Linked DNA regions of Homo sapiens: regions 1 and 3 are each linked to region 2. A link is an interaction called in ENCODE POLR2A ChIA-PET data of the cell type or tissue named here. Cell type or tissue: MCF 10A. All regions are shown on one strand. Links, peaks and the distances in the headings refer to the core of each region. The heading gives the core; the rest is flanking DNA. Region 1 overlaps PIK3C2B (phosphatidylinositol-4-phosphate 3-kinase catalytic subunit type 2 beta). Region 2 overlaps MDM4 (MDM4 regulator of p53). Region 3 overlaps PLEKHA6 (pleckstrin homology domain containing A6).

Region 1 (5,868 bases), core at 591-5,590, 100 kb before region 2:
CCCTTGGGCTTCAGATTCCATTCTATTATTTCTCCACTTAGATTTCTATCACACGTCTCAAACTTATCACAATCAGTAGTCTTGATTCAGCTCTACTGAACCTACCTCCCCACTCCCAGTAATTCCTCCAGAGGACTCTTTGCCTACATTCTGAGGCTCCACACTGAGGAGTCAACCTCAACTCCCCTTTCCCTCGATTCCATATGCAGTCCATCAGCAAGTCCTGTCAGCTCTACCTTCAAAATATATCCAGAATTTGACCACTTTTACCATCCCCAAGCCACCATCATTTCCCTCCTAGACTACAATAGCCTCCTCTTCTGCTTCCATTCTTGCTTCGAACAGCAGCCAGAAGAATGATCCCTTAAAACATAAATTAGACATTACCGTTTTTCAGGTTTTTTTTTTTTTTTTTTTTAGATAAGAGTCTCTCTCTGTTGCCCAGGCTAGAGTGCAGTGGTGCCGTCTTAACTTACTGCAACCTCCACTTCCTGGGTTCAAGTGATCCTCCTGCCTGAGCTTCCTGAGTAGCTGGGATTACAGGCGTTCACCACCACACCTGGCTAATTTTTGTATTTTTAGTAGAGTTGGGGTTTCACTATGTTGGCCAGGCTGGTCTCGAACTCCTGACCTCAGATGATCCACCCGCCTTGGCCTCCCAAAGTGCTGAGATTAGAGCCATGGGCCACCGTGCCCGGCCCCTGCAGTTCCCTTTCTGAAAACCCCATCACCCTAAGAATAAAGCCTGAAGCTCTGATTGATTTTAACACTCAGATCAGATATCCTCTCTGAAGCCCACTCTGCCTGCCCCACCCCTTCTTATGCCACCTTGTCCGTATCACACTGCACTGTATTTATTTCCATGCCTGCCTCCCTTGAAAGACTGAGTTCCTTGAAGACAGGATCCACACCTTTGTTATCTGAGTAGCCACAGTACCGGACACCTCGCCTCACCCAGAGTAAGCCATTAGTGTTGTTTGTTGACACTTTAGACAAGTCCCAGCCACCAGAAAATTCTCTCCCAATTTAAAATGCTGCCTCATTTTTTCACCTTTCAAATCCAGTCTAATCTTTGCTCCCCAAATCTCGGCAAGCTGGGCTGCTTCATTTTTGTCACCTCTCTTTGAACTCAGAAATCTGGGCCCCCTGGGCTGCCTTTGTTTCTTTTCTCCTTGGGCAACCTCTCTCTCTCATTCCCCACCTCTCTCATTCCCATTCCCTCAGGAGGGTTCAGATTTCTACCTCATTTGGCCACGAAATTTCCTTCACTAAGACTCTTGGCAGATTCAAGTACTAACCTTTAAAAAGTCCATAGGGACTTGCCCAGAACTGCAGTGACACCTCAAGACCACTTAGAAATAAAGCAGTAACACTTCCTACTGTTTACTACTGAAAAATCCCTGGAAGCCCCCACAGAATTCCCCAGTATGAAACATGACTCCCCACTGGAGAGTTCTGAAGACTTCTGGGTACAATGCTTGAACAAGGGTCACTTCACTTCCATCCTGCACTTGGGGGATTCCCTTCTGGGCTATGGTTATGCTGTAGTGGCTTGATAGTTTTGAGGCATCTCAAGTTTCAGTTTTTTCTCCTATAAAATGGAGTTGGTCAAATATTTCTAGGTAGTAAACTTCTTTTTTTTTTTTTTTTAAGACAGTTTCGCTCTTTTTGCCCAGGATGGAGTGCAATGGCGCAATCTCAGCTCACTGCAACCTCCGCCTCCCGGGTTCAAGCGATTCTCCTGCCTCAGCCTCCCAAGTAGGTGGGATTACAGGTGCCCGCCACCACACCCAGCTAATTTTTTGTATTTTTAGTAGAGATGGGGTTTCACTGTGTTAGCCAGGATGGTCTCGATCTCCTGACTTCGTGATCTGCCTGCCTCGGCCTCCCAAAGTGCTGGGATTACAGGCGTGAGCCACCGTGCCTGGCCCTGGTAGTGAACTTCTTAAATGCAGAGAACTGTCTTAATTTACCTTGGTAAGCCCCAATCCAGTACCTAGAGTACAGGGCCCAGGATGCATTCAATACAATGTATTTTTTTATGAATGGAGGCATGCCACTAGGTAGCACTGGTAAGAACTGTAAATGTTTGTTGCAGAATTCATGAATGAGCCATACTTACTGTCCAGGGCAGTGGTAATGGAAGATGATATATATCATGTATAAAAAGCACCCGAAATACCAATTAGACCAACTTAAGGGATTGTATTAAACATTGCCTAGGAGGGGTTGCACAAGGTTTGGAGTGCAACAAACCTGGGTTCAAACTCCAAGACTTATTGGCTGTGTGCCCTTAGGCAAGTTACTTCATCCCTCTGAGCTTCAGTTTCTTCATCTGTAAAATGGGTAATGGTACACACCTGATCAAGTTGTTGTGAGGATAGATTTAGCTGACAAATGTAAAAATGGTCAGTGCAGTGCACTAGTGCATATAAAAGTTACCATGTGGTGGTATAAAAAACCACTATTATTATTTTCATCTCATACATCAGATGTTTCAATGTAAACATGTGAACATCAACCAATTTTTTTTTTTTTTTTTTTTTTTTTTTGAGACGGAGTTTCACTCTTGTTGCCCAGGTTGGAGTGCAATGGCACGATCTCGACTCACTGCAACCTCCACCTCCCTGGTTCAAGTGATTCTCCTGCCTCAGCCTCCTGAGTAGCTGAGGTTACAGGCGCATGCCACCATGCCTGGCTAATTTTTGTATTTTTAGTAGAGACGGGGTTTCACTATGTTGGTCAGGTTAGTCTCGAACTCCTGACCTCGGGTGATTCACCCACCTTGGCCTCCCAAAGTGCTGAGATTACAGGGATGAGCCACTCTGCCCAGCCAAACATCAACCAATCTTTAAAATGATAGTTTCAGCTGGGTGCAGTGGCTCACACCTGTAATCCCAACACTTTGGGAGGACAAGGTGAGAGGGTTGCTTGGACTCAGGAATTCAAGACCAGCCTGCGCAATGTAGCAAGACCTTGGCTCTACTAAAAATTACTTTTAAAAATTATGGGAGGCTGAGGCGGGTAGATCACTTGAGCCCAGGAGTTCAAGACCAGCCTGGGAAACATAGCAAAACCCTGTCTCTACAAAGAATAAAAAAAAATTAGCCAGACATGGTGGTGTGCACCTGTGGTCCCAGCTACTGGGAAGGCTGAGGTGGGAGGATGGATGGAGTCCGGGAGGTGGAGGTTGCAGTGAGCCTAGATCTCACCACTGCACTCCAAGCCTGGGCGACTGAGAGAGACCCTGTGTCAAAAAAATAAATAAAATTATAGTTTCATTTTTTTCTCAAATGTCATTTATTAGAAAATACAATTCCCGAGAAAGGAGATACAAGGGATTCTGGGAAGTGGGAAGTAAACAGTACACAGATCTCTTTAAATCAGGAGCATATAGGTCATAATAAAATGAGCTACAGGCACAAAGCCAGTAACACATTTATGGTCCGTTCATCTGGAAAAGTTTCACCGCCCACTCCCCACTCCTCTTCCCCCTCCTGGAAGCAGCCAGCTTTATCCTTGGCATTTTAATTTTAGAGAAAATTTAAACTTCCATGCTGCCCTGTGGCTTCGGTCAATGGAGCTTCTTTCTCCAGTTATGGAATGAGTCAGCAAAACGGGGAGTTTCTGATCCTTGGAATTAGGGAGGGACAGTTTACAGAATGTCCTCATTTCACTCTTTTCCCAATCATGGGAAATATCCAGCCAATTCTGGTTTTAAAGATTCATATCAAATTCAAAGTCCCTCCCTCCTTTTGGCGAGGAAGACAACCCTTTGGAGCGAAACACAAAAGAGCAAATGTAAAATCCATCTGGGGCGGGGCATGGTGGCTCACGCCTGTAATCCCAGCACTTTGGGAGGCCAAGGCAGGCAGATCACGAGGTCAAGAGATCGAGACCATCCTGGCCAACATGGTGAAACCCCGTCTCTACTAAAAATACAAAAATTAGCTTGGCGTGGTGGCACATGCCTGTAATCCCAGCTACTCGGGAGGCTGAGGTAGGAGAATCGCTTGAACCCGGGAGGCAGATTTTGCAGTGAGTCGAGATCATGCCACTACACTCCAGCCTGGCGACAGGGCGAGACTCCGTCTCCAAAAAAAAAAAAAAAAATCCATCTGGTAGGGAATAAAGAATATGAAGAGATAAGGGAGTCAGTCTCAGTCTCTCCCTTCGGGCTCCTGAGCTTAGCTCCAGGGGAATAATCACCACTCCAATCCAGCCTCCTACTGACCAAAGAAAAATCATGGGGCAAAAAACAACAGTTTTGATGGAATCCCCCACCCCATGCCCCTTTCCTTCAGATAGGGCATCCCTTTGGCTCCAGACTAAATAGGTTTATGGCCCCACAGAATGAGGAAAAGTCTTATAAAAAGGGTGACAGAAATGGAGTTTGGGAGGGAAGCAGCACAGCAGAAAGAAGTGGGGAGTGATGGATGGGGAATGCTTTCCAGAGGCTACCTAGCAAGCAGTCAGTAGCATCTGCAGCCTAGGGACCTCTTCCCAGGGCCAAGATGCTCTTGGGTGAAACTACATCTAAGGACTGAGTCAGTATTTTGTCCCACCAGAGACAAATGAAGGGAGAGACCTATGGGGAAGCACCCCCAGCATATTCATAGAGACCAGCTGACCCCCAGAAGGGCCAGGAGAATGGAGGGGCAAGGGGTAGAAAATGGTATTCAGGGCAAGTCCTAATAAAGTAGGGAAGACAAGAGGAAAAGTCCCCCCAAAAGAGCATGGGTCCCTGAATACGGGTCCTTGGCAGAACCCCAATACGGAAGGCCCTTCCTTACACATGTAGGTATCACAGCGCTCTCCTTTGGAGGCAAAATCAGAAAGGCCCAGTGGCACAAGCCTCAGTCCAGCACAGGCAGCCCTCCCCAACCCTCCCCAACCTGTCCTTAGAGAGGGCTCTGGCCGAGGACCCACTGGGCCCCTCCCCAGATAGTTCCTATAGCTAGAAAACGAAACAACAACAACAATAACAAAAAAAAAAAACCTAGGGAAAAGTCCAATAAGAACCTTAATCATACAAAAAGTCCAAATAGTCTTCCTCTCTTGCCTTCTGGGGCATAGGTACGTCCCTTCTCGCAAGGCTTCCTGTCCCAGTTAGGACAACATCACTATTTCATTTTTTAAAAATAAAAATTAAGATATCCACCCACCCACCCCCAAAATGCTACTTCATACAGCCCACCCCACACACTCCCCAAACCAAGCATTGCTCCCTTGACACAAGGTAAACTTAAAACTTTGCTGCAACCTCACAGCCTCCAAGGGGCTGCTCATCACAACCAACCCAAGTTCAGTCTCCAGAGGAAGAGACAGCAGAGCATGTCTTACTCTCCCTGCCTCCTACCACAGAGGCCAGAATCACCTGGACCGAGCTGGAGGCCTGCCCAGGGCCCTGGCCCTTCACAAGGAGGAGTCTCACAGGGGAGAGTCCTCTCCCCCAGCTCCTGCCACCAGCCTGGGATGCTGGGTGGTGGCTCTGCTGGGCTCACAAGGTGCCATGACTTCGAGATCCCAGGGCGAACCAGCCGGTCTTCTCCTGAGCCAGGTCCAGCTCTCGCAGGCGGATGTTCACCTCACCGAGGAGGACGTTCTCCCAGAATCCCTGCTCACTCAGCACGCTCAGCTGGAGCTCCCGCTGCTGCAGGTCACCCTTGGGGATCCCATCATATACCAACTGCAAACATAGAGATGGGTGAGGGAAGTGGTGAGAGAAGGAACAAGAAGAATCCAGAGGGAACCCGAGAGGGAGATGGTAAAGTCTGTTGGGGGCTGATCCAGCTGAGGCTAGCACTCACCCTGCAGAGTCCCAGGTAATACAGAAGGCACACAAGGTACACAGACTCCAAGGGAAGC
Region 2 (5,830 bases), core at 831-5,830:
CCTCTCCTTGTAGCCTTTTTGTGTAGTCTCCAGTAGAGTAGCCAGATTTCAAGCACCTCCAAAAGTACAAAACATGAGCCTGCCAGGCCTGGAATTGTCACATTATCACCTGCTGCATTCTATTTATTAAGTCATAGGGCCAGTTAGGGAGCGTGGTTCATTGGGAGCCATTTTTGGAAACGGTCTGCACATTATAATTAATGTTTCTATCTACCATGTTGCTCTACCATGTATGTAGTTGTCAGATTTAGACACTGGAAATGTATAAATAGACAGTTACAAATTCCTGTCCACTTGTAGCTTATATTTTACATAATAAATAATTAAAATATGTAGTGTTTTGGTTGGTAAAAAGGTTGGTAGGGAAAAATAAAGCAGGGAAGGAGATAGGGAATACAAGCGGTTGGGAGTTTTAGTTTTAAAAATGGGTGTTCATATGAGGCCTTGTTGACAAACTGTCATTTGAGCATAGACAAAAAGAAGGATAAGAATTAGAGGGCAGGCTAGGAGTGGTGGCCCATGCCTGTAATCCCAGGGATTACAGCACTTTGGGAGGCTGAAGCAGGAGGATCACTTGAGCCCAGGAGTTTGAGACCAGCCTGGGCAACATAGCAAGACCCCGTCTCTACAAAAAATAAATTAGCTGGGCATGGTGGCATGCACCTGTAGTCCCAACTACTTGGGAGGCTGAGGTGGGAGGACTGCTTGAGCCCAGGAGGTTGAAAGGCTGCAGTGAGCTGTGATTGTGCCACTGCACTCCAGCCTGAGTGACAGAGTGAGACTCCATCACACACACACAAAAAAAGCAAATGAGGAAGTAGGTGATGAGATCAATAGCCACCCATTAAAAGCCAGGTTTTAAATTTTTTTTTTTTTTTTGAAACAATCTTGCTCTGTCACCAGGCTGTAGTGCAGTGGCACGATCTCGGCTCACTGCAACCTCCGCTTCCCAAGTTCAGGCGATTCTCCTGTCTCAGCCTCCCGAGTAGTTGGGACTACAGGCGTGTGCCACCACACCTGGCTAATTTTTGTATTTTTAGTAGAGACGGTTTCACCATTTTGGCCAGGATAGTCTTGATCTCTTGACCTCATGATCTGCCTGCCTCATCTGGGGAGTACAATCCCAAAGTGCTGAGATTATAGGCGTGAGCCACCATGCCTGGCCCACTTCTGAATTTTAAATTGTGCTTGTTTCCTATTTGACTTATTTTATAGCAAAGTAAGGTAATGGGAGAGGGAGGAATTTATACTTGATTACAGCTATAAGCCTTTTCAGAAGCATGAGGGATCTTGTTATCTTCAGCCAGTGTATTTACTGATTGTCTTTTTTTTTTTTTTTTGAGATGGAGTTTCACTCTTGTAACCCAGGTTGGAGTGCAATGGTGCGATCTCAGCTCACTGCAACCTCCGCCTCCCAGGTTCAAGTGATTCTCCTGCCTCAGCCTCCTGAGTAGCTGGGATTACATGCATGTGCCACCACGCTCGCCTAATTTTTGGAGCTTTAGTAGAGACGGGGTTTCACCATGTTGGCCAGGCTGGTGTTGAACTCCTGACCTCAGGTGATCCACCTTCCTCAGCCTCCCAAAGTGCTGGGATTACAGGCATGGGCCAGCGTGCCCGGCTGATAGTCTTAAAAAAATTTTTTTTTGTCCAGACGTGGTGGCTCATGCCTGTAATCCCAGCACTTTGGGAGGCTGAGGCAGGCGGATCACGAGGTCAGGAGATCAAGACCATCCTGGCTAACATGGTGAAACCCCGTCTCTACTAAATACACAAAATTAGCTGGGCGTGGTGGTGGGCGCCTGTAGTCCCAGCTACTCGGGAGGCTGAGGCAGGAGAATGGTGTGAACCCAGGAGGCGGAGCTTGCAGTGAGCCGAGATCATGCCACTGCACTCCAGCCTGGGCGACAGAGCGAGACTCCACCTAAAAAAAATTTTTTTTTTTTTTTTTTTTTTTTTTTTGCGACAGGGTATCGCTTTGTCACCCAGGCTGGAGTGCAGTGGCACAGTCTTGGCTCACTGCAACCTCCACCTTGCCAGTTCAGGTGATTCTCATGCCTCAGCTTCCTTAGTAGTTGGGACTGCAGGCTCGTGCCATGCCCAGCTAGTTGTTGTATTTTTAGTAGAGACAGGGTTTTGCCCTGTTGCCTAGTCTGGCCTCTGTTAGAAATAAATTTTCGAAGCTGCAAATGAATATCACTCAAACATAAATTTAATTTTCTCAGCAAGGCAATTTTACTTCTATGGAAGGGTGCATCTCACGGATGGAGCAATGGTGAGAGCACACCTGAACAAGGGAGGGGAAGGGGTTCTTATCCCTGACGCAGGTAGCCCCTACTTCTGTGTTGTTCCCGTATTGGCTAGGGTTGGACCGCACAGTCTAAGCTAATACTGATGGGCTATTTTAAAGAGAGCAGGGGTATGAGCTGGAGTGGCTGGGCGAGTAGTATGGCGGGAAGAACAGTTACAGAACAGGTGACTCAGGATGACTCAGGTCAAGGGAGGTGACCAGGAGTGACTCAGGATGGAGCAGGTGATAGAAGCTAGGAGGGGGTTGTTTACTGAAACGAGGGGCAAGGAGATGAAGAGAATGAGGAAGTTAAACTTTTAAAGTTTTAAATGAAGAACAAAGAACAGGGGAGCTGAACATACAGATACATTGGTTTTTTGGAGAGCATCTCAGAACTCATTGTACTTAACAATTTACAGGCTAAAACCTTTGAAGAGGAATTTATTAAATCCTACATCTCAAACTCCTGACCTCAGGTGATCTGCCCATCTTAGTCTCCCAAACTGTTAGGATTACAGGCGTGAGCCACTGCACCTGGCCTATTCTAGTCGCCATTTACCCTTTCCCTGATGTGGCTTGTTAGTCATCAGTTTTAATAATTGTTGCCTTTTGTTAGAAAAAGGCATAAATGAAGGTTAACTTAAGTTTATTTAAAAATCTATTTTCCGGCTGGGCATGGTGGCTCACGCCTGTAATCCCAGCACTTTGGGAGGCTGAGGTGGGCGGATCACGAGGTCAGGAATTTGAGACCAGCCTGACCAACAGGGTGAAACCCCGTCTCTACTAAAAATACAATAATGAGCTGGGCGTGGTGGCGTGTGCCTGTAATCCCAGCTACTCAGGAGGCTGAGGCAGGAGAATCGCTTGAACCTGGGAAGCAGAGGTTACAGTGAGCCGAGATTGCGCCATTGCGCTTCAGCCTGGGGGACAGCGAGACTGTGTCTCAAAATAAATAAATAAATAAACAATCTATCTTCCTTCTCTGTAGCTTTTGTTTTTTTAAGGATAAAAGGTAGGTGAAAGATTTTCATTGAACTTTACTCTGTATTTCACTTCATGCTACATCTTTTCTTTGATGGTATATGTCCATCTCGGTTTAACCCATTTTGTAGGTTTGTAATTGCTGTGTTTTTTTCTGGGGTTGGTACATTTACAAGCTGTTTTAACTGGTACTTAAAATGTTGACTCTTAGTTAACTTTCTATGGTCCTTTGTCAAGACATGTTCCAACATGTTGTAGAGGTTTTCCTAGAAGTCCTGTTGGAATCTTAAAACCTGTGACTTACCTTGGTAAATCCCCAGTCTTGCATCTAGAGAGTGCTCTACCTGATAACCATTGGGGAGATAATGATTTGACTTTCAGCTAAAACAGTTTACTGATTAACATCAGTTGGAGGTTGGAGCGTGCCTGAAACTGTTACTGTTTCAGCCTTCACCTGAGAGAAGCTTGGACGATTCTTACTCTTAATTAAATCAGAACTAGAAAGTAGTCAGAAGATATGCAGAACCTCAGCAAGGGTATACAGCATTTGTGTACGGTGCTCCATTATATGTGTCATATGTGTCTTTTACTTCTGCTGGTTGCCTTTGTGTGAATGCTAAATAGGGAATTTTCTGCATTAGAATAGATGTTATAAATTTTTTTTTCTATTTAGTTTTACCAACAGACTGCAGTTTCTTCACTACCAAAATGACATCATTTTCCACCTCTGCTCAGTGTTCAACATCTGACAGTGCTTGCAGGATCTCTCCTGGACAAATCAATCAGGTAAATCATTTTCGGTATTTCTAGTTTTTTGGTTTTTTTTTTTTTTAATTTTTAAAAAGTTTAGCTGTCTCATGACTGTAATCCCAGCACTTTGAGAAGTCAAGGCAGGAAGCTTACTTGAAGCCAGGTGTTTGAGACCAGCCTTGGCAACATAGTGAGACCTGTATCTCTACAAAACATTTCTAAAAGAAAAAATTAGCTAGATGCAGTGGGGTGTGCCTTTAGTTCTAGCTACTTGGGAGCCTGAGGCGGGATATCACTTGAGCCCAGGAGTTCAAAGCTGCAGTGAATTATGATCACAACCAGTGCACCCCAGGCTGGGCAAGAGAGTGAGACCTTGTCTCTTTTTTAAAAAAAGTAGGGGAGGTGGGGGTTGTGCTGGGCGAGGTGGGTCATGCCTATAATCCCAGCACTTCGGGAGGCGGAGGTAGGCAGGTCTCTTGAGCCCAGGGGTTTGAGAACAGCCAGGGAAACATGGTGAAACCCCCTCTCTACAAAAAAATACAAAAATTACCTGGATATGGTGGCGTGCACCTGTAGTCCCAGCTACTCTGGAGGCTGAAGTGGGAGGATCAGTTGAGTCTGGGAGGTTGAGGCTGCAGTGACCTGTGATCACACCACTGCACTCCAGCCAAGGCGACAGAGCAAGACCTTGCCTCAAAAAACAAAAGCGGGGGGAGCTGTTTAAAGAGGTTCTCTTGTTCCATAGTTTCAGAAACCTACTTGAAATGTAAATAGCACATTTATTTTATGTTTATATCAGGTACGACCAAAACTGCCGCTTTTGAAGATTTTGCATGCAGCAGGTGCGCAAGGTGAAATGTTCACTGTTAAAGAGGTAAGCCATCAAATAAAATTCTCATTTTTTTTGTTTTTTTTTTTTTTGAGATGGAGTCTCCCTCTTTTGCCCAGGCTGGAGTGCAGTGGTGCGATCTCAGATCACTGCAAGCTCCGCCTCCTGGGTTCACGCCATTCTCCTGCCTCAGCCTCCCGAGTAGCTGGGATTACAGGTGCCTGCTGCCACGCCCGGCTAATTTTTTGTATTTTTAGTAGAGATGGGGTTTCACCGTGTTAGCCAGGATGGTCTCAGTCTCCTGACCTCATGATCCATCCGCCTTGGCCTCCCAAAGTGCTGGGATTACAGGCATGAGCCACCGCGCCTGGCCAAATTCTCAGTTTTAAGAACAGTTGAGAAGTAGAAGCCAGTGAATATGTAGTTTTGAAATCAGGCCTAAGAAAGGAAGTTCTACTCCTGAGGTATCAGAGGGGCAACTTATACTCTGTTTTAAAGACTGTTAGGTTGAACATCATATTTCCTTTCTTTTGAAGTGTGTTATAAGATAAACATAAGATGAACCATGAATTCATTGATCGTAGAGTTAAAATGCAGAGCAAGTAAAGATTAAAAAGACACTGGGCCTGGCACCATAGCTCACGCCTGCAATCCCAGTATTTTGGGAGGCTGAGGTGGAGGGATTGCATGAACCCAGGATTTTGAGACCAGCCTGGGCAACATGATGAAACCCTGTCTCTAAAAAAAAAAAAAAAAATACAAAAATTGGGCGGGCATGGTGGTCTGCTCGTTTAGTCCCAGCAGCTACATGGGAGGCTGAAGTGGGAGGATCGCTTGAACCCAGAAGGTGAAGGTTGCAATGAGGTGCACTCCAGCTTGGTTGATAGAATGAGAGACCCTGTCTCAGAAAAAAAAGACACTGTCTGATTTACAGGCTGTATTTTGAGGCAGGAATTAAATGCAGTAGTTTTTATTATAAA
Region 3 (5,868 bases), core at 352-5,351, 230 kb before region 2:
AGCACTGTCATCATTATCTCATTTGGTTCTTTTATGGTCTTATGAGGTGGGCAGAAAAGTGTTAGTACCACCCTCATTTTACAAAACAAAATCCCTGAAGCTGGAAGTGTTGGCTGAGATAACCCACCTCATATACCTGAGGCAAGGCTAACCTCGGGGTCTGTTAACCTCAGTCCGAAGCTCTTTCCTCAGGGCCACAAGGAGCTGCCCCGACCTGGCTGATGCCCACCTATGTCCCTCACCCGGGCACTATGTCCCTCACCCTGGCTGATACCCACCTGTGTCCCTCACCCTGGCTGACGCCCACCTATGTCCCTCACCCTGGCTGATGCCCACCTGTGTCCCTCGCCCTGGCTGATGCCCCCCATTTCCCTCACCCTGGCTGACGCCTACCTGTGTCTCTTGCCCTGGCTTGGTCTTTGTGGTGCTCACCCAGCACTGGGTGGATGCTCCTGGAGCATGCCAGTGGCAGCACCTGAGAGGCTCCTGGGATGGATGGAAACAGGGTCAGGACAGGTCAACTAAGGGGAGCACTGCAAGACAGGGAAGACTGATAGAAATGAGGGATGCAAAGTCTAATTAGATCACACATTTGATGTGAAGAGGGGGAATAAAAAACAACCAAATGCCACTCCCAAGGCGGAAGTCTGGAGGTTGTGGAAGCAGCTGGAAGCTGTTAGTGTTAGAGAGCTCCCGGCCAGACACACGGCTGCGTTCCAGGCCTCTGTACCCCTCCCCTCCCGCCTCTTCTCTGTACCCTAACCTTCCTCCTCCTGGCATGGAGCCCCACCTCTCTCCCCCAACTTGTTCTGAGGGTGGGATGACTGGGAGAGGGAGCAAGCCCACACTGTGGGAGTGGGGGAGGGAGCACAAAGTTTAAGGGGCATCCAAAAACTCAGTAATCAGACTTTTTTTTTTTCTTTGAGATGGAGTCTTGCTCTGTCACCCAGGCTGCAGTGCAGTGGCGCGATCTTGGCTCATTGCAACCTCTGCCTCCCAAGTTCAAGCGATTATCCTGCCTCAGCCTCCCAAGTAGCTGGGACTACAGGCATGTGCCACCACACCCAGTTAATTTTTGTATTTTCAGTAGAGATACGGTTTCACCATGCTGGCCAGGCTGATCTCGAACTCCTGGCCTCAGGTGATCCGCCCGCCTTGGCCTCCCAAAGTGCTGGGATTACAAGCATGAGCCACTGCACCCGGCCAATCAAGACTTATTTTAACGCGATATTTTTGAAATAAAAATTAACATTAAAAACCCATGATGAATGAAATACCAACATTTCAAATAAAGACAGGACCAGTATCACTGGAATTTCCCTTTTGCCTCAGCCTCCAATTTGGCTTAAAGTGGCACTGTTTTAGATCCTGTCTTTATTTCGAATGTTACTATTTTGTTCTTCATGAAATGTTTGCATTGATTTTGATTTTAAAATTATTGCATTGAAATGTTATTTATCTTGACTACCGAGTTTTTTGGCACCCATTTGGCAAAATGTAAGACATTTTGTACCTAAGGGGAGTGTATTAATCGCCTTACTCTAGTCAGCCCTGCTCAGGGATGAGGAAAGACGGGACAAGGCTCAGGAAGTCCCAGAGAGGATCCTGTGCTCTTTAAGAAAACTTCAATGCATGAACATGGAGAAAGGCTGAGGGACTTTCCAGACTGAGAGGAAAGAGACATGATCCTGAATTGGATTCTAATGACATTATTAGGACAACTGGTGAAATTTCAATATGGACTGTATATTAGATAATAGAATTGTATCGATGTTATTAAGTTTCCTGAGTCTGTTAATTGTACTGTGGTTATGCAAGAGAATGTCCTTGTTTTTAAAAGGAAAAAGAGAAGATGAAGAAAGAGTGGCCAGAGCGTGACAGCTGCTTGACAGCTGCATTAAGCCAAACACCCTTCTCTCTCTCCAGCCTGTCTCTCCTCCAATTCCAGGCCATCCCAGGAGGATACGGAGGAAGTGGTGATGGCAGAAAATCTTGTCCAGAAGATAGGGTACTGGAGGGCTGGTTGGACATTTCTTCTTGAAATAAGAATTAACCTTGAATTCCCAAATTACCCTTCACCCTCCCAGGAAAACTTGACAACTAGCACAGAAAGAAAAAGGAAATTAACACCTATCCAAGTCATGATGCTAGCGAATTCTCTGCTTAACCCCCAGAGATAGGTATTGCTGTCCTGCTGTTGCGGAGGAAGAACCTGAGAGGTCAGGTTATTAGCCCAAGGCTACACAGTTAGGAAGTGAGAGAACTGGGATTAGAGCCCAGGACACAGCCCAAAGCCAGCTTTCTTCCCACTTTATGTTAGTTGTGCAACTTGAAATTCCCTTCTCATGCATCATCCTACCAGCTAATCCTTTCGTTTATTTTTATTGAGTTGAATCCGCATTAGCCTTGAGATTTTTGGCTCTGGAGTCAGACTGCCCCAGTTCCAATCCCGGCTCCACCAGTTACTACCTAAGGGACTCTGGGTGAGAAACTTAACCTCTCTGTGCTTTCATTCCCCCATCTGTGAAAACGGGATAATATACGGACCTTCTTCATGGGTTCGTCACAGGAGTAAATAAGATTATACCCACAAAAAATTTATGAAAGGTTCTGGCACTTAGTAAATGTTCAATAAATGCTAATAATCATTATTATCTGTCTGCATCTGCCTTGGGCTATTTATCCTTAGGAGACAGTGGCTCAATTTTGATTATAAAACCCCTCACCACTTTGACACCTACAGATGGATGCTTAATAATTTGTTCCTAAAGAAGTTATCCATCAAGATAGTACCCTCTCCCCTGTACTTAGGAGCCAGAACAATTAACACCTGAGAATCTCAAATGTGAGGGAGGTCTGTTCCTAGTGTAATTTGAACTGGGAGGTGGGCTTTTGTGTGTGTGTCATGGTTGAAAGCAGTCCATTCTAAGGGTCAACATTACTGGACAGAAATAATTGACTAAGAAGACCCAGTTCTAGGCCAGGCGCATTGGCTCATGCCCATAATCCCAGCACTTTGGGAGGCCAAGGTGGGTGGATTTCCTGAGGTCTGGAGTTCAAGTACAGCCTGGCCAACATAATGAAACCCTGTTTCTACTAAAAATACAAAAAGTAACCAGGTGTGGTGGCACACGCCTGTAGTCCCAGCTACTCGGGAGGCTGAGGCAAGAGGATCGCTTGAATCCGGGAGGCGGAGGTTGCAGTGAGCTGAGGTCATGCTATTGCACTCTAGCCTGGGTGACAGAGGGAGATGCCATCTCAAAAAAAAAAAAACAAACAACAAAAAAAAAATTCTAGTGCTTATGCTGCTATCCAGCTGCATAAGGTGTGTAGCAAGTCCTTGTTCTCTTGGGGCCCACTAGACCTGAGAAAGGGAATCTCATTGCCCCTAGAGCAAATTATAGGACAAAAGAGCTGCTCATCCTGAGCACCTTCGGTTCTTCAGGGAAGCGCTCCTTCCAAAGGCTGCCTGCTCATCTGAAACCCTCACCCCATTTTAGAGGCTTAGATTCAGCTGGGGAGGACCCACAGCCCGAGAAGGAAAACAAACCAACAGATTATGCTTCTAGGTGGCCACAGCAGGCCAAGCCAAGGGCAGGGTGGCCAAAGGTCAAGCAGCAGTCAGACTGAGCCAACACGAGCCTCCTGTGACAAAGCCAGAGCCAGAGCAGGGCAATTTTCTAACTATAAACGGAAACTCAAGAAGCTCCAAACCGCACAAACACACGTGGGAAGATGAGGGTAAGGCACAGAAGCTACGGGGTGCACGCACACAGAGGAAGGGGCTTCATGACGTGCAGGCAGGGGACCAAGGAAGGGCATATGTGTCAGTGTCGTGGATGCAGCAACAGATCTGGGTTTCTGGGGTCCTGGAGCTTATACAATTTGTGGTGGGAGGGGCGTGGTCCTCATTAAGGAAAAGACTATAGGTACAAATTTGTGTGTTAGATATGGCCTTGGAAGGGGCCAGTGCAAGTGCATCCTCCTCCCCATGTGGATTTCTGAACACTGGTGCACACTCACATGCGTGTGTTTCGTGGCCTCCTGGTTCCCGTCTCAGCACTATTTCTCTTTCCTCTCACACAGTGCTTTGCCTGATTTTTTTTTTTAATGGTAGAGAGCATGAATTAAAGCCCCCACATCTTGGAATTCAATTCCTCTCCAACACATGTGATGGGCATTTAGATTTTGCATGCCTTCCCCTACCCTCCTCCAATGCCCTGCACCATCATCACTATCTACCAGAGCAGAGTCCCTCCCCACTCCCCTACTCGCTTTGCTGTGGGTAGCCCCACCTTCCCCAAAGGGCATTGCAGCGGCCCTCTAAGCTGCCAGAAGGGTGAAACCACAGCTCCCCCCAGCTGCCTGGCCCCTTGCATTCCAGCCCTGCACCCAGAGTTTGACCTTCTCTGTGGCTGGCTGCAGACGTGCTCTGTGTTACAGAAATAGTCCAGCTCCTGAGCCCCTCCAGGCCTCCCTCTGCTTCACTCAGAGACACCCCCACCTCACTGGCTCCAAAAGAGTCAGGCAGGATCAGAGAGAAGTGCTCCGTTCTCCAGCCTCCTCCCACACACTACTCAGAGCAGAGAGTGGGGCCTGCCTGTTCCCCTCCTTCTCCTTCCAGCCTCAGTACTCTGTGTCTGCAGAGAGCGTGGACGGAAATGAGAGGTTTGAGGCATCGCAGAGTGAAGGGGAGCAGAAAGAAAAAGCCTGCAGTACCATGGAAAGCTTATGCAATTTGACCTGAAGAAAGGAGTTCAGATTTAGGAACATGGCTATTACCACCATAACCAGAGAGCCACCGTACCCATCCCTGCAGATTTCTTTTTTTAAACTACCAGCTCCATGGAGAGAGAAAGGAAAAGAATTTAGTGACAACAGTAGAGATAAAATCCGAATCAGATGGAGAAAGTCACTAACTAACATATCCTTCTTCCTAGAAAGAAAAATCTCCTGGCTCTAACATTTGTCTTTGATGTGACATTTAACTCCTAAACACTACCTTCTGGTAGGAAAATACATGGATACATGGAGTGTCTAAATGTAAATTTCTCTTGTTGGAAAGTCTCAAGACAAAGACTAATCCTCGTCCCCCTTTAAGTTTTCTCTTTCCAACAAGAAATTCTACTGGGTGTAAGGCACTGGGCCTTAGCACATGGCTACAAAGGACAAGGTCGCTGTCCTGGGGGAGTTGATATCAGGCAGTCTTTTCTCCTGTTCACCTGGGGTAGAACTGTTTGGTTCCCCAGTTGGTCAGAGAGAAAAGGAAGGATGGCTGGGAAGTCACAATGCCTGGATTAGAATCCTGACTCTACTCCATACTAGCAATGGGACTTTGGACAAGTTATTCAATCTCTCTATGCCTCAGTTTCCTCATCGGCAACAGGGGGGGTGGGTAACAGTTTCTACTTCATAGGATTTATTGTGAGGATTAAGTGACTTAATTCACATAAAATGCCTAAAACGATGCCTGTTACACGTTCGTGGTTATCATTGTCTCAACCCCCCAGCTTGTGGAACCACCAGAAACATCGGAACTGAAATTCAGTCCCCTCTACATTGCTAACTATGAGCTGTTTCTTATCAGAGATCCAAAAGGATTTAGGGTTCTTTGCAGGTTTTGGTTGCCCAACCTCCACAAGGTCCATCAATGTGAGTGATAGAGGGAAGACGGCATCTTGATCTAGGACCCCTTTGCTGTCCTCCCCCTACTCCTCATATCTCTCCCCATTGACTTGCCTGAACCTCCACACCTTTCTCATGGTTCACAATTGGCTCTGGTCCCATGGAGCCAGTAGTTGGAAAAGAAGAATCTAGAGGAGTGCTCTTGGGCATTTCCACAAGTAGTCAGACATGTGTCTCTTCTCC

Evidence for each region. Peaks named below come from ENCODE experiments on the same cell type or tissue, not always from the same donor. Only the 100,000 strongest peaks of a DNase experiment are listed, where the experiment ranks them.
Region 1: POLR2A ChIA-PET joins it to region 2 with 7 read pairs; 19 of 35 experiments call an interaction of 5 or more read pairs at or near these places.
Region 3: POLR2A ChIA-PET joins it to region 2 with 5 read pairs; 3 of 35 experiments call an interaction of 5 or more read pairs at or near these places.

The regions. Positions count from the first base shown.
Region 1 is chr1:204,419,352-204,425,219 of GRCh38, forward strand. PIK3C2B (phosphatidylinositol-4-phosphate 3-kinase catalytic subunit type 2 beta) reads right to left here. Exons shown (of 33, transcript NM_001377334.1): 33 at 3,282-5,689. The coding sequence ends at 5,501. Among named protein-coding and RNA genes, the nearest start is that of PPP1R15B, 10 kb to the left of the region's middle. In MCF 10A, for the core only: no CTCF peak of the experiment used is centred there; a DNase peak (open chromatin) is centred at 3,670.
Region 2 is chr1:204,521,540-204,527,369 of GRCh38, forward strand. MDM4 (MDM4 regulator of p53) reads left to right here. Exons shown (of 11, transcript NM_002393.5): 2 at 3,945-4,057; 3 at 4,821-4,895. The coding sequence starts at 3,980. Among named protein-coding and RNA genes, the nearest start is that of MDM4, 8.0 kb to the left of the region's middle. RefSeq lists an enhancer at 2,854-4,053. In MCF 10A, for the core only: no CTCF peak of the experiment used is centred there; a DNase peak (open chromatin) is centred at 3,542.
Region 3 is chr1:204,292,230-204,298,097 of GRCh38, forward strand. The region is part of intron 1 of PLEKHA6 (pleckstrin homology domain containing A6); the gene reads right to left. Among named protein-coding and RNA genes, the nearest start is that of PLEKHA6, 65 kb to the right of the region's middle. RefSeq lists an enhancer at 3,099-3,990. In MCF 10A, for the core only: no CTCF peak of the experiment used is centred there; DNase peaks (open chromatin) are centred at 1,932, 2,312 and 4,332.